Linked DNA regions of Homo sapiens: region 2 is linked to region 1. A link is an interaction called in ENCODE POLR2A ChIA-PET data of the cell type or tissue named here. Cell type or tissue: PC-3. All regions are shown on one strand. Region 1 overlaps CLASP1 (cytoplasmic linker associated protein 1). Region 2 has its middle 130 kb from the start of TFCP2L1.

Region 1 (2,500 bases):
GATGTCCTTTTCTTATTGGGCTTAGCTTCAGCTTTACTTTCTGGGTTGTGCTTACTGTTTACATCAAAACATTTATTTGTTCATTTTTCACATATTTTCTGAGCACGTTTAGTAAGGTCATGTTTTTATCAGCAACAAGCTGCTGCTTGGCTTACGTGCATGGTCTGCAACTGGGTTTATAGTAGTTGAGGAAACTTCATTCCTGCATCTAGTTGCTTTAACACAGAATTTCTTAAAACTTTATTAGCATAGAATGTGGTCTTTTAGGATGTACTTTTTTACTTGTGAGTTTCATTTTTGTTTCATATGTAATTGAGAAAAAGTTTCATTTTAAAAGACCTGATTAAATGCTACATTCCATGAAATTCCATCTTGGTCCCCCCCTACATATGTTAAGAGTTCCAATAATTTTAATCAGTCAAGTGGCAGGTTCCAGAAGCATGATTCTGATTTTTGTATTATTAATTTAAAAATAAAAAAAGCTTCATCATGCTGGGACACTTGAATGTGACAAACTAGGCATTTCTGACATGCCTGGTCTGTGATCTGCACATCGCACATAGAGAACTCTTAAAGGGGGGAGTAATCTGGTCAAAGTCCTGCCTTCTCCCACCTGTGGAGCTGGTCCCTTATATGGAAACAGGAATAGATGCTGAGAATTACCAGAATTAAACCTCTACAAGAAAAAGTTTCTCCATCCACATGGAGAAGAGAAATGAGAAGAGAGTGCTGTGGGGAGGGGCTGGAGGAAGGGGATGGGAGGATTGCCAGGAGGTGGCAGGCCATGCCCAGGGCCAGCTAGAGGGGACTTGCATGGCAACTGAGTGACAGGGAGGCTGCTGCATGCCATGCCGTGGTGACTCAGATAGCTTTCTGATGCTTTGGATTAATGGTTTGGTTTAGGGATAAGTAAAAATAGAAGAATGGTAATAAGTAATCTGTTTTACTTTTTTAAAAAAAACTTTTTAAAAATACTTTTAAAAAAAACAAAGTATTGGCTCGTAAGGCAGTTATGCCTTGTTGGCTCTGTTGGGAGATAAAGTGATGTCATGTAGAAGACAGGTAAATGGTGTATTAGTGTGTGAACTGTACAGATGAGTGGCAAAGAATCAGGATGTACTTTCTGGCTCTGTTTGGTGTAAACTACGTTCTCTTTTATTGAGATCAGGAGTCTGTTTGGAATGGCTTTCCTCCAGATGCGTGACTCTGGCCTTAACCAACTCGAGGCCTGTACACACCCAGTGATCTCATCACATGGAAGGTCAGGAATAATGACAGGCCTTCCACTGTCCTTAGGTGGAGTTCACTCTTACAGGCTGTGTTGATGAAACATCCAGGTGCTTTATACACATTCTTTCATACATTTTACAGAAGCATAATTTGTAGCCTGAAGCCTCAGGAAATCTGGAAATCCCCAGAAAACTGATAATGAACTTAGGTATATCATCCTCATTTGGTCTCAAGTGCATGGCTCGTTCAAGTAGCTTTTCTCAGTGCCTGTCAGGCGCTGGGTCCTGGGAATGTCACCCTAAGGCACAGTGCCTGCCTTCATGGAGCTGATGTCTAGAGAGCCAGTGTCAAGTAAAGCTGATTTCAAGTGAACTGTGTGATCTGTTTAGAGGGTTCTGCGAGGTTCCAGGGAACCCAGAACTGGGTGCTTGGCCTTGCCGACCCTGCTGACTGCTGTGTGTGAAAGTGCTGTGTGGTGTTTGGTGATGTCTTCCTTTCCCTTTGTATTCTAGCATTCAATTCGAGCACTGGCGTTAAGAGTTTTGAGGGAAATTCTGAGAAATCAACCAGCAAGATTTAAAAACTACGCCGAGCTGACGATTATGAAGACTCTGGAAGCCCACAAAGACTCCCATAAGGAGGTGAGTCAGTCATGTGGCCAGGGGTGCTGAACAGACGGGTCATGAGGAGCAGTTTGGACATGGAGATAGAGGAATCAGAATCAGTGCACAGCTTAAGAGCCCCTTCCTTGGAACTCAGCCATGTCGTAATACAGAGTGGAGTCCCCATTGCTGTCGTCCTTGCTGAGCAGTGGCATAGTTCCAGGGCCAATGCCATTTGTTCAGTTCCTAGCTCCTGCTCACTGTTTCCAGCAGGCCTGCCCTGCCCCTGGGATGTGTTCCATGTCCGTGCTTCCAGCTGCCTTTGTGGAAGGGAAGGGTCTGCTGCTGCTTTCTGGCATTTAGCCTCTGGTAGTCTGGTGTGGGAGGTGGAGACCAGCTTTGGAATCACAGACATGCAAGTCCCAGAACCAATGCCTTCTTGCTCCAGATAAGTGGACCAGTCATTTCACCTTCTGAGCCTCCGTTTCCTTGTGTGTAAAATAGGAATGGATATTTTCACAAAGTTTCTCATGAGAATTAAATGAGATGACCAGGGATGATTCCAGCCCAGCGCCTGCCAACAGTGGGTAGCAGGCTGCTGTACTGACCTTCCTCCCTCCCAGCCGTTCAGTGTGCTTCTCTCTGCAAGATGAGGCTGAGTGGTGGCA
Region 2 (2,500 bases), 200 kb after region 1:
CTCCATGGAGTTAACATGCAAGGTGAACTCCAGCGCCCCCAACTAAAGAAATATAACCATTCATACACACATATACACACTTCTCATGATGTCTGCAATATTTACACTGGAGACCTTTTATTTACCCTGGAATTCTTTAACTGTGATGATAATGCCTGACAGAATGAATGGAAATTACGTGCCAGAAACTTCACATACTTGTTTCTGTTCCTTACAACAATCCCATGAATTAGTTTCTGTCATTCTCATTTTATAGAGGAAGTAACAGATATTTAGAAAGTTTAGGGAATGTGGCCAAAGTTACATTAGCTATTGAGTGCTTCAATGGGGTTTACACCCAAGACAGACTGAAATCAAACCGAACCCTCTCCTCCCTACCCTGAGCCATGCTGAGACAAGCAGTGGAGCACTGAGGGGTTCGAGCAGACCCTGAGGACCTGCTCTGTGGACTGCCCAGCTGGGCCAGCCAGAGGCCAGAAGATAAGCTGGGAGACACTTGTCCACAGCCACGTCCGCTTCTCTGCACTGGCTGGTCCAAAGGCCCCTGCCTATGAAAAGCCAGCTAGGCCAAGGGTTCGTCTGAGGATGCCAATGCAGGCCTTTCCATTGGCCTATTTTCTTCAAGACTTAATGAAGCCTTCAGAGGTTTCTGCACACCCTACGGCTTAGAGCAGGCCAATGACTTTTGGATTTTCACAGTGCCTTGGCCAGTGAATTCTGAAGCAAAACCAAATGCATGTCATGGAGCTCCCACCCATGTGGTTCTGGGATTTTTCTCCCAGGAAACTTGGAGGCTCTGAAAGGCTGAGGTGTTTGGGGACTGGTACCATTTTTTCTTCTTAAAAACAAACTGTAGTCATATCTTCCTGTCTCTGCCTCCCAACGTCAACTCCTCTGAGGAATGATGAGGCAAGGGAATGTGTCAAGGTGGAGAGTGACAAAGGGGCATGGAAAGTATTTAATGATGCAGAAAGGCTGGGACTCAGCAAGCAAGATGTTGTGTGGCACATGGAATATATTCCCAGCTAGCTGCTTCTTCCTAGGGCTCCCACCAAGCACAGCTAGAAATTCTGGGCATTATACACAAAACAACCTGAGAAGACCCTGGAGGGGGAAGAAGAAAGCAGCCTGGCTAAGGACCTCAGAGGCGAATGTCCCAGGATTGTTTGTTTGCCTAATATACCCTGGATGATGTTGGCATTGCCAGCAACCCAAAAAGCCAGGAAGCACAGACCAAAGAGAGCCCCAACAAAAGCCTGTTCTCTCTAGCCAAAGGACCAGAAGAGAGGCAGCCTAGTGGAGAGAAAACTTTTAGAAGATAATCACCTGACTCCAGTCAAACACACACAAAAAATGTGGCCTCCACCCCCAACATCTTCAGCAAAGGCCAAGTGGGAGCTGAGACTTTCATCCAGGCTAGAAGCCGTCCCCTGCTGGGGTGACAGCAAATGAGGTGAGTGGGGGAGCAGGGACTTTCATTCCTCCGTGGAAGAAGGAGGCCAGAAAATGTAAATAAGAAGTAGGGTCTCATAGCATAATGCCTAAAATGACAAAGGTACAGGGAAACACCACTTTCTATTCCAAAAACCAGGAGACTCTCACCTCAAATAAGAAAAAACGATCAAAACTGAGATGACAGAGATATTGGAATTATCCCACAAGGACTTTAAAGCAGCCATCATGAAAATGCTTCAGTGAGCAATTCTGAACACACTGAAAACAAATGAAAACATAGGAAGTCTTAGCAAAAAAAATAGTGATATAAAGAAGAGCCAAATGGTAATTTTAGAAGTTAAAAATAACTGAAAGACTCATTGAATGGATTCAACAGTAGAATGGAAAGGACAGAGAAAACAATCAGGAAACTTGAAGATAAAGCAACAGAAATCACCCAATCTAAGCAAGAGAGAGAAAGAGACTGAAAAAAAGAACAGAAGCTTGAGGCCTGTAGGGCACAACAAAAGACCTAACATTCATGTCATGAGAGTCTCAGAAGGACAGGACTAAGAATGTGGGGCTGAAAAAATATTCAAAGAAGCAGTGGTTGAAATTCTCCCAAATTTGGCAAAAAGACATAAACCTGCATATTCAAGAAGCTGAGTTAACTCCTAAGAGGAGAAACTCATTCATACCAAGACACATCATGAGCAAACTCTTGAAAACTAAAGGCAAATAACAAATCTTAAAGGCAACAAGAAAGAATCAACACGGGAGTGCTGGCTTCAGGCTCAACTCCCACTGTCCCATTTTCTGGTCTCTTTCTCACTCCATCTGTGGCTGATGTTATGTTTTTTCTCAGTTTGCTGTATCTGCCCAGTGCTCATGATTTACTGGGAAAGACAAGCATGTCCATAATGGACATCTGTCTGCATGGGTTTGAACCCCACTCCTGGTACCAATTTCCTGTATTAATCCATTCTCACACTGCTATAAAGAAATACCAGAGACTGGGTAATTTATAAAGGAAAGAGGTTTAATTGACTCACAGTTCTGCATGGCT

Evidence for each region. ChIA-PET counts read pairs that join two places held together with the same protein. Peaks named below come from ENCODE experiments on the same cell type or tissue, not always from the same donor. Only the 100,000 strongest peaks of a DNase experiment are listed, where the experiment ranks them.
Region 2: POLR2A ChIA-PET joins it to region 1 with 6 read pairs; 2 of 35 experiments call an interaction of 5 or more read pairs at or near these places.

Annotation. Positions count from the first base shown.
Region 1 is chr2:121,362,543-121,365,042 of GRCh38, reverse strand. CLASP1 (cytoplasmic linker associated protein 1) reads left to right here. Exons shown (of 41, transcript NM_001395891.1): 38 at 1,743-1,871. Among named protein-coding and RNA genes, the nearest start is that of TFCP2L1, 79 kb to the right of the region's middle. In PC-3, no CTCF peak of the experiment used is centred here; DNase peaks (open chromatin) are centred at 852 and 1,202; H3K4me3 peaks cover 337 bases; H3K27ac peaks cover 2,500 bases.
Region 2 is chr2:121,157,558-121,160,057 of GRCh38, reverse strand. No RefSeq gene overlaps it. Among named protein-coding and RNA genes, the nearest start is that of TFCP2L1, 130 kb to the left of the region's middle. In PC-3, no CTCF peak of the experiment used is centred here; no DNase peak of the experiment used is centred here; H3K27ac peaks cover 266 bases.